Linked DNA regions of Homo sapiens: region 1 is linked to region 2. A link is a loop called in an ENCODE intact Hi-C map of the cell type or tissue named here. Cell type or tissue: A673. All regions are shown on one strand. Each heading gives the region's core, and the rest is flanking DNA. Links, peaks and the distances in the headings are about the cores only. Region 1 overlaps TEX52 (testis expressed 52). Region 2 has its middle 15 kb from the start of TEAD4.

What was found. A loop is a pair of places that touch in the nucleus more often than their neighbours do. Peaks named below come from ENCODE experiments on the same cell type or tissue, not always from the same donor. Only the 100,000 strongest peaks of a DNase experiment are listed, where the experiment ranks them.
Region 1: a loop joins it to region 2, with 6 times the contacts of the local background. A loop is called at or near these places in 46 of 110 quality-filtered maps.

The regions. Positions count from the first base shown.
Region 1 is chr12:2,844,030-2,849,399 of GRCh38, reverse strand. TEX52 (testis expressed 52) reads left to right here. Exons shown (of 3, transcript NM_001365174.2): 3 at 1-354. The coding sequence ends at 169. It also overlaps a transcript of ITFG2 not described here. Among named protein-coding and RNA genes, the nearest start is that of TEX52, 10 kb to the left of the region's middle. RefSeq lists enhancers at 2,600-3,585, 3,586-4,573. In A673, for the core only: a CTCF peak has its summit at 3,307; DNase peaks (open chromatin) are centred at 3,239 and 3,929; H3K27ac peaks cover 825 bases.
Region 2 is chr12:2,941,899-2,947,268 of GRCh38, reverse strand. No RefSeq gene overlaps it. Among named protein-coding and RNA genes, the nearest start is that of TEAD4, 15 kb to the left of the region's middle. In A673, for the core only: a CTCF peak has its summit at 2,472 (motif pointing right); a DNase peak (open chromatin) is centred at 2,488.

The DNA.
Region 1 (5,370 bases), core at 221-5,220, 98 kb after region 2:
GGTGCTAAAGCTGGCCTTGCTGCCCAGCGCGCCCCTGAGCCAGGACCTCATAAGGGATTTCCAAACCCTGATAAAGGACAGAACTGCCTTACCCCTCCACCATCTCTCCAAGGCACAAGCAAGCAAATCCCCAGCAAGGAAGAGGAAGAGAAGACCTGGACACTTCTAGAAGGGCTTCCAGAGGGGACGATCGTGATACCCAGAGCCCCAGGCTCCAGTGTTCTCAATCAATGCTCCTTCAGCAAGAGGCCCTGGGGTAGCAAAAGGACTCTGGCTTCTGCAGAACAGCCTCTCCACCATCCTCCCAGCCTCAAGCCACCTCTGTACCCCAGGCTATTGGAGATTCAACTGAAATTCTAAATTGTTATATTTCTTCCTTGGAGGACTCTCATCGAAGGTGGGAGGACTGCGGCCAGGAGGCTGGGTAGAGCAGGGAGAACAGGGAGGGGCTCCAGTTCCTAAGGAGAGGAGAAGTGGGAAGGAAGGAGTGTGTGTGTGTGTGTGTGTGTGTGTGTGTGTGTGCGTGTGTGTGTCTGTTGGGGTGGGGGAAGAGGCACTGTAAGAAACATGGATAAGAAGAAGCTATCTCCACTCTCATAACCCATTGGGAATGAGGCTGGGATTGGTCAGGGTATAGAAAGCCTCTTAGGCAAAAATAACCAAAATGCCACCCCCTCCCTGGACCATTTGATGTCTGGACAAAGACCAGACACAGCTGTGCTTGGTTGCAGGGCCCCATGCAGGGTTTGGAGGAGGAGAGGTCAGGTCAGGGCTGGTGCTGGAGAATGGGAGAGTCAGGCCCCAGGAAGGCTAACCAGGTCTCAGCAGAGGAACAAGAGTAGAACAAAGTAGAACTTCAAGGTAAAAGAGCGGCCTCTCCACACCCTGTTGGGGATACCTGTGGGGGAAGGGTGTGGAGGACTTATGCCAAAAGAGCAGTCAGCCCAGAGGCCTTGGGCCTCAGCTTTTTCTATCAGGGAGTCAAAGACCAGGGGTAAAGTAGAGGCAGGCAAAGCAACAGTCAGAATGGTGTTGGCCCTGGCTGGGGTGGAGATGGTTGGGGAGGGTGATGGGAAGGTGGCTGGAGGGGAAGAAGCTGAAATGGTGGGGGCCCTACCTCACCTCCTCCCACCCCCATCACATTCCCACATTGATGGTCACACCTGCTGGGCTTCTCTTGGCCTCCTGCCCACGGCCTTCTTTGTCTCCATTTCTCTCAAGCCCTGCAGGCACCTGGGAATCAAGACATCACAGGGCTCTAGAGCTGCTTTAACCACTAAGCAGCAATGTGACCTTTGGAAAAGTCACTATTCCCTCTGGCTTTCAGGTTCCTCACCTGCACAATGGGGACCATTAGTTTATAAATAAATGGAATAAATACAAGAATATAGGTGAAGGACCTGCAAAGTGTGTAGCACACTGGTGGCCCTCCAGAAATGAAGCTGTCAATCAGTGTTCATAGAATAAAAATAATAAGTAGATAGAATATTATGTAGCCATAAAAAGAAATTGAGTATTGATAGATGCTACAGTGTGGATGAAACTTGAAAACATCATGCTGAGTGAAAGAAGCCAGACACAAAAGGCCACACACATATTGTATGATTTCACCTACGTGAGGTACCTAGAATAGGCAAACGTATAGAGACAGAAAGTTGAATAGAAGATATCAGGGGCTTGGAGGAAGGGCATGGGGAGTCAGTGATTTTTTTGGGGGGCTTTTTTTTTTTTTTTTTGGACAGTCTTACTCTGTCACCCAGGTTGGAGTGCAGTGGCGTGATCTTGGCTCACTGCAATCTCCACTTCTTGGGTTCAAGCAATTCTCCTGCCTCAGCCTCCCGAGTAGCTGGGACTACAGGCGTGCGCCACGATGCCCGGCTAATTTTTTGTATTTTTAGTAGAGACGGGGTTTCACCGTGTTGGCCAGGATGGGCTCGATCTCCTGACCTTGTGATCCGCCCACCTCGGCCTCCCAAAGTGCTGGAATTACTGGGATTACAGGCGTGAGCCACCGCGTCTGGCCGGGAGTTACTGTTTAATGGGTACAGGGTTTCTGTTGGGGATGATGATGACAAAGTTCTGAAAACAGACAGTGGTGATGACAGCACAACATTGGGAAGGGACCACCTCATGCCACTGATTTGTGTACTTATGAATGATTAAAAGGTAAATGTTATGATATGTATATTTTACACATTAAAATTTTTTTTAAAAGAATACATGTTACAACATGGATAAACCTTGAAAACATTATGCTAAATGAAAAAAGCCAGACACAAAAAGCCACATATTATATGACTGCATTTACATGAAATGTCTAGAACCTGCAAAGCCACAGAGCTGGAAGGTGAATGGATGCTTCCCAGATGCTGGAGGAGGGGAGAACTGAAAATATTTTTGAACTAGATAGGGGTAGTGGTTGCACAACACTGTGAATATATGAAAAGCCACTGAAGTGTACGTACACTTTAAAATGGTAAATTTTGTGTTATGTGAATTTCATCTAAATTAAAAATAATGTAATACATCGAACTCTTGTAGAGCGTTTCTCAGTTTCCTTCTAACGCCATGTCCGTGATTGTCTTACATGGTCCTTCTCTTTGCTCCTCTCTGCTTGGTGTATGTGAGTCTATGTGTGACGGGGTGTGTGAGAGCAGAATTGAGGGGTGAAGGAGCGTTTCCTGAGTGCTCCACGGGAGTGCCAGGGCTCTGGGAATTTACCCAATCTCCTCACTCTGGACTGGGAATGAGGGTGGAAAGGAGGGTTCCCTTTACATAGGATCCAAAAATGTCAGAGCTGGGCAGGCCATTAGAAAACACGCCTAACAACCTCAGACTTCAGATGGGCAAAGTGAAGCCCGTCGAGAAGTGACTTGCTCCGGACCACAAAGCCAGGCAGCCTCCTGGCGAGAGGACGGGAGGGGTGTGCTGGAGCGGGGACTGCAAGGCCTGGGCTACCATCTGCTTCTCGGGCTACTTGCCACCTCACAGCGAGAGGCCCTGGGCATGGTTAGAGGGTGGGCAAGAAGATTTAGGGAGTGGGAGGAAGAAAGCCATTGGGATTCTTGAAAACAAGCTGCCTACTCTCTGGCCTTAAGCTAGGGGCGGGCAGAAAGGAAGCTGCACTCACACAGGCTCCTGCCCTGGCAGACCCTGCCCACCCAGAAGCTCCCAGCCTCTAGTCAGGACTTCACCCCGCCCCACCACCTTCCAGCCCTGCTCTCCGGAACAGCCTCTGCTCTGCAGCAGTATCCAGGCTCTCTTGTTCATCGGCCAGAGACACAGAAGTAAGGCTTCTGGCGCCCCCTAGCTCCAGCAGGCCATGGGGGTCTGCGGGGCAGCAATAGCAAGCACGCGACCTTCCGGGCCTGGGGACCCTAACGAGGCAACCCCCAGCCAGGCAGGTGCAGTGGTGTGCACCTGTAGTCCCAGCTACTTGGGAGGCTGAGGCAGGAGGATCGCTTGAGCCCAGGAGTTTCAGACCAGCCTGGGGAATACAGTGAGACCCTAACTCAACAAAAAAAAGAAAAAGAAAATCACCCCAGCTCAGCCTACATACACTTGGCTGGCAAGCATGAGCAACCTCCTTACTCCATCCCCACACACGAATGAACCTAGAGGTCCTGAAAGCCTTTGGTGGGGTGGGGTGGGGGGAATCTCTGTATCTGTATCTGCCTAAAGATCCACTCTTTCACCACAGCTGGAGTGCAGCTCTGAGAGGGAGGCAGGGGTGAAGGTATGGACACCCCTTTCCCCCACATACTTCACTCCCCAGAACACCCTGTGCCCTGCTGAATGCCACCAGCTTCACGGACAACAGTTAATCCCAGCAAAGGAAGTCTTCCCAGCCATTTCCGGGCCAAAAACTCCCCTCCCTCCACCTCCCCCTTTCCAAGCCTGATCTTGGTGTCATGACCTGAGCTGCTGACGCAAGTTCCTGAGCTGCTGGGAGCTTGAGGAATGGCTGGGGCCAGGGAGTCGGGAAGCTGTGGGGACTGGGAACCCCTGGGGGACCATACAGGGCCACCCACGTTGCCAGTCATGCCCTGCCAGGGTTGTCTCATCTAATTACCATGCCTCAAAAAGCCCCATAGCTGCTCCTTGAGATGACAAACTCGAGCCAAGATCCCCTCTGCAGACAGTCCCCACCCAACTCACTTTCCAGCTTCCCTGCGACCCTCCAGCCTTCATTCCAACTCATCGCTGCCTCACTTGCTGGGAGCCCCTTGTCTTCATGCCTCTTTTCCATCACTGAGCCCTGTCCTTAGTTGTGCTGCCACCGAGCCGCACACATTTGCTCTTTTCATTACACAGTGTCAATAGTGGCTGCTGCCCACCTGCCATCACAGGTAGCGGTTCCCGTGGCTCTTCACATAGCTGCTCCACTTATGTTAGTCCCAAGCCAGTTCATTCCCTGCCAGTCCCAGGGCAGAGCCTCACGAACGCCTCCACGCTTGTAAAGAATGTGGCTGCATCTTGCCATTGTCCAAATTCCAAGACAGGAATTTCGATGTGTGGCTTCCCTTAGACCACACTTATGTTTACTGGGTGTTTATGGAACGTTGACACTAGGTATCATGACATGGTTCCCAAACAATAGTCAGTGACTTCTTTAGTCTGAGTATCACTAGGAAGGGGAGGTCGTGTCCAAGGGTGCCAAGTGCAGGCCCACAGCTTAGGCAAGGAGGAGGGAAAAATACAGGGGAATGGAAGCGGGAAATAAAAAAGATAAACAAAGAGGGAGGGACAGGAGTGCTGAAGGTAGGTCCTGTATGATTTCCACCTTGGAGATACTAAGCTGAGGCATACAGTTTACTATTATTTAATTTATTATAATTATTATTTTGAGACAGGGTCTTGCTCTGCTGTCCAGGCTGGAGTGCAGTGGTGTGATATTGGCTCACTGCAACCTCTGCCTCCTTGGTTCAGGTGATTCTCCTGTCTCAGCTTCCCAAGTAGCTGGGATTACAAGCGCACACCGCTATGCTCAGCTAATTTTTGTATTTTTAGTAGAGACAGGGTTTCGTCACATTGGACAGGCTGGTGTCGAACTCCTGACCTCATGTGATCCGCCCACCTCAGCCTCCCAAAGTGCTGCGATTACGGGCATCAGCCACCATGCCCAGCCTTATTTTATTTTTTTTGAGACAGGGTCTCACTCTCACCCACGCTGGAGTGTAGCTGTGTGATCTCAGCTCATTGCAACCTCTACCTCCCAGGCTCAAGCAATCCTCCCACTTCAGCCTCCTGAGTAGCTGGGACCACAAGCGTGTGCCACCATGCCTGGCTATTTTTTTTTGTATTTTTAGTAGAGATGGGGTTTCGCCATGCTTGCCCAGGCTGAACTCCTGGGCTCAAGAAGTCCTCCCT
Region 2 (5,370 bases), core at 303-5,302:
TTTTTGTTGCTGTTGTTGAGACAGTCTCACTCTGTCACCCAGGCTGGAGTGCAGTGGTGCAATCTTGGCTCACTACAACCTCCGCCTCCCGGGTTCAAGTGATTCTTGTGCCTCAGCCTCCTGAGTAGCTGGGATTACAGGCGTGCGCCACCATATCTGGCTAATTTTTGTATTTTTAGTAGAGATGGGGTTTCACCATTTTGGCCAGGCTACTCTCAAACTCCTGACCTCAAGTGATCTGCCCGCCTCGGCCTCCCAAAGTGCTGGGATTACAGGTGTGAGCCACCGCGCCCACACCCGGCCTAGACACACTTTAAAAATGCTGCTCTACTTCCTAGCCCTCTTCTGCCTGTCACCCTCCTTTCTCCTCAAACCATTCTTCCTTCCTAATCTTCCTACTCCCAAACTACGGAAGAAAGAGAACTGCTGGATAATTATTCTTTTTTTTTTTTTTTTTTGAGACAGAGTCTCGCTCTGTTGCCCAGGCTGGAGTGCAGTGGCGCGATCTTGGCTCACTGCAAGCTCCGCCTCCTGGGTTCAGGCCATTCTCCTGCCTCAGCCTCCCGAGTAGCTGGGACTACAGGCACCCGCCACCACACCTGGCTAATTTTTTGTATTTTTTAGTAGAGACGGGCTTTCACCGTGTTAGCCAGGATGATCTCGATCTCCTGACCTCGTGATCCGCCCGCCTCGGCCTCCCAAAGTGCTGGGATTACAGGCGTGAGCCACCGCGCCCGGCCTTGCATAATTATTCTTGAAACACTTAAGATTCATGACAAGGGGCAGAATCTAGGTAGAAAGTGCTTAACTAGATGTTAAACCCTGTGGCTTGAGAGCCCCAATGTTAAACCAAAGAGGTATAGTAAAGGCTGGTGATAGACCAGGAAAAAGCCTGCCCCCACCTAAGCCCCCAGCTTTACCCCGCTTTGGTCATGGCCAAAGCCGTGTTGGGGCTCAGGCCTGACGGACCAAAAGACAAGGCCCATCTATAAAGAATCTTGGAGGCCCATTTTGTATTTGAAATACTTCAAAAATTTCCAACAACATCAGGGCTAATATTTGTACAGGCAGTTACTTCAAGTAAAAACAAGAGAGATGGGTACAAAGTGAGGAAAGGGAGGTAGGATCAGGGCTGGGCTAGCACTGGTGTGTGGAGTAACCTGATTAAACCGTGCTGTGCTTCTGTCCTCTCCTATTGTCTCTGAAAAACCATCTAAATTTGCTTTATAAACATGTATAAGCCATTCTCTATAAGTGCGTGGCTAAGAAGATAATTGTTCTGTTAAGTTTTTTCTTAGAGACAGGGTTTCACTCTTTTGCCCAGCTGGAGTGCAGTGGTACAATCTTGGCTCACTGCAGCCTCCTGGGCTCAAGCCATCCTCCCACCTCAGCCTCCCGAGTAGCTGGGACTACAGGCTCGTGCCACAGTGCTTGGCTAATTTATTTTTGTAGAGATGGGGTCTCCCTATGTTGCCCAGGCTGGTCTGGAACTTCTGGGCTCCAGCAATCCTCCCACCTTAGCCTTCCAAAGTGCTGAGATTACAGGTGCGAGCCACCATTCGAGCTCATTGTTTTATTTTTAAAGAACATTAATAAAAATTATGGCCAGGCACAATGGCTCACACCTGTAACCCCAGCACTTTGGGAGGCTGAGGTGAGAGGATTGCTTGAGCCCAGGAGTTCAAGACCAGCCTGGGCAACATGATGAAACCCCATCTCTACAGAATACAAAAAAAAAAAAAAATTAGCTGGGCGTGGTGGCTCACGCCTGTATGCCTGTATCCCAGCAGCTCCGGAGGCTGAAATGGAAGGATCACTTGAGCCTGGGAAGGTCAAGACTGCAGTGAGATCATGCCACTGCACTCCAGCCTGGGTAACAGAGTGAGACCCTGCCTCAAAGTAAAAAAAGATAATATAGATATCTGCCACTATACTTAGTGTTTATTCTGTGCCGGCCAGATCCTGGGCATTTTACCTAGAATACCTTAACTCGTTTCTTTCTTTTTTTTTTTTTTTTTTTTTTTTTTTTGAGACAGAGTCTTGCTCTGTTGCCCAGGCCGGACTGCAGTGGCGCCATCTCGGCTCACTGCAAGCTCCGCCTCCCGGGTTCACGCCATTCTCCTGCCTCAGTCTCCCGAGTAGCTGGGACTACAGGCGCCCACCACCGTGCCCAGCTAATTTTTTGTATTTTCAGTAGAGACGGGGTTTCACCGTGTTAGCCAGGATGGTCTCGATCTCCTGACCTCGTCATCCTCCCGCCTCGGCGTGAGCCACCGCGCCTGGCACCTTAACTAGTTTCTAAACTCCAGAAATATTAGTGTTCTCAGGCTTTCAGAAGAGAGCCATGGTCTAACACGAGGTGCTTGGTAACTGCATGGTCATGTGGTCGGCTTGCTGTTTTCGCCTGGTGACTTCCTCACCTGTGCGGGGTCTGCCCGTTTAACGCACCTGCAACATGCATTCCTGGACAGTGGGTGGCGCCATGGAACCATCTGCCGTTCTCACTGCACCCCTTCATTTGTGGCAGCCTTAGCTTTTAGTGGATGAGGGGAGTCTATTGGTTGATAAAAAAGACTGTGAGACTTTTAAAGCATATCCATCGACAGTGATAACGAGGAGACGTAAGCAGGAAAGGAGGCAAAATGATCCACTATGCCAGTGGTCAGGAAACGTGTCTCAGGAGGTGGCACAGAAACTGCCAAGTCCTTGGCATGCCCCTGGCTGGGGCCTGCGTGGGCCAGGCTGAGAGAGCTGTGGACTGAAGAGAAGCAGGTGTTAGACGTGCAGACAGTTCCCGGGCAGGAGCTGGAGGCCGAGGAAAAACGCAGCTTGCAACATGCTGGAGTTCAGGAGCAAGCTGTGTGTGTGTCTTAAGAATTGCTTGTAAGAGTTACTATAACCAAATCGACAAATGTCAACTTGGCTAATAAATCGTACTTGGTAGAATAAAGAGGACAGTTCTCAGTGCACGATCCTGTTTCTTCCACAATTCCGGTCTCCTCTCCATGGTGCCTTCGCTGAGGCAATCTGTGCTTTCCCTGAACTCTGTGTCACCTCTCAGGCTAGCCGTCCTTAGCCATGAACAGAGCTAATGAACATGAGCCATGAACATGAAGCTGTCCAGGGGTAACCAGTGAGTTCAGCTCAAAACAGGGGAATGCCAGAGTGTTGTCAGCATGAGTGGGGAGAAACATGTAATTCAAGAATGTAGCCGGGCGTGGTGGCTCACGCCTGTAATCCCAGCACTTTGGGAGGCCGAGGCGGGCGGATCATGAGGTCAGGAGATCGAAACCATCCTGGCTAACACGGTGAAACCCCGTCTCTACTAAAAATACAAAAAATTAGCCAGGCGTGGTGGCAGGCGCCTGTAGTCCCAGCTACTCGGGAAGCTGAAGCAGGAGAGTGGCGTAAACCCGGGAGGCGGAGCTTGCAGTGAGCCGAGATCCCACTACCGCACTCCAGCCTGGGCAACAGAGCAAGACTCTGTCTCAAAAAAAAAAAAAAAAGAAAAAGAAAAAAAAAGAATGTAAAAGGGCACGTAGTTCAAAGTCTCTCAATCTATAAAGGAGGCACATGGCAAATCATTGGCAGAAATAGGGTCAGAACCCAGGAAGATTTTGCCTTAGTCGAACCATCACTTTATTTCTGCACTTACAATGCTGATCTCAAGGAAATGAATTGATGCTAGTTCATTTCTTCTATGATCTATTAAACTGATCAAAAAGAGCCTTTTGCAGGCCTGTTTTTAGACTTGTAATTGACACTTGCTGAAATCTTTCATGTCAATGCCCACCAGTATGTCCCTGATCACTAGTGTACAAAACTGTGTCACAAAGAATCTATTTGGGCCAGGCACGGTGGCTCATGCCTGTAATCCCAACACTCTGGGAGGCCAAGGGGAGAGGATCGCTTGAGCCCAGGAGTTCAATACCAATCTGGGCAACATGGTGAAACCCTGTCTCTATCAAAAATTAAAAAATTAGTTGGGGGTGGTGGATGCCTGTAGTCCCAGCTACTCAGGAGACTGAGGTGGGAGGATGGTTTGAGCCCAGGAGGCAGAGGTTGCAGTGAGCCAAGATCACACCACTGCACTCCAGCCTGGGCAACAGAGCCAGACCCTGTCTCAAAAAAAAAAAAAAAAACAGAAAAACTGGCCACCCATGCACCTTAGCCAAAAAGAATCATATGAAAAAGAAAATACATGTTGTGCATGTGGAAGACTAAAAAAATAAAAAAGGAAAAATCAAGTTGTAAGAATCGACTCCAGCTCTTGTCCTGATTTTTAGGCTCTTCTTGCTTCTTTCCATGTGTTCATCACTGTGATGCTGATAAGAGCCAGAAAGCCTAGGAAAGCTTTGTGGACACTTTTTTTTTTTTTGAGACAGAGTCGCATTCAGGCTGGAGTGCAGTGGCACAATCTTGGCTCACTGCAAACTCTGCCTTCCCAGTCCAAGTGATTCTCCTGCCTCAGCCTCCCAAGCAACTGAGATTACAGGCACCCGCCACCACACCCAGGTAATTTTTGTATTTTTAGTAGAGACAGGGTTTTGCCATGTTGGCCAGACTGGTCTGGAACTCCTGACCTCAAATGATCCTCCCATCTCGGCCTCCCAAAGTGCTGGGCATAAGTCACCACACCCAGCATTTTTTTTCAACTTCTGAACATAGGGCAGCTTAAAAATGTGAAGGCCGGGCATGGTATTTCGTGCCTGTAATTCTAGCACTTTGTAAGGCCGAGGTGGGAGGCTCACTTCAGCCCAGGAGTTCGAGCCTGAAAAACACAGTGAAGCCCTGTCTGTACTTTAATACAAAAAATTAGCCAGTCTTGGTGGCACATGCCTATAGTTCCAGCTACTCAGGAGGCTGAGGTAGGAGGATCCCTTGAGCTCAGGAAGTTGAGGCTGTGGTAAGCCAAGATCACACTACTGCACTGCAGCCTGGACAACAGGAGACCCTGTCTCAAAAAAAAAAAAGGAGGGGGGGGTGCCGAGCGCAGTGGCTTACGCCTGTAGTCCCACCTACTCGGGAGGCTGAGGCAGGAGAGTTGCTTGAACCCAGGAGGCAGAGGTTGCAGTAAGCCAATATCACCCCACTCCACTCCAGCCTGGCAACAGAGCCAGACTCCGTCTCAAAAAAAAAAAAAAAAAAAAAAAAAAAAGGCCGGGTGCAGTGGCTCATGCCTGTAATCCTGGCACTTTTGGAGGCCAAGGCGAGACCAGCGTGGCCAACATGGTGAAACCTCTTCTCCACTTAAAATACAAAAATTAGCTGGGTGTAGTAGCGCACGCCTGTAGTCCCAGCTTCTCAGGAGGCTGAGGCAGGAGAATTGCTGAAACCTGGGAGGCAGAGGTTGCAGTGAGCCGAGGTCAT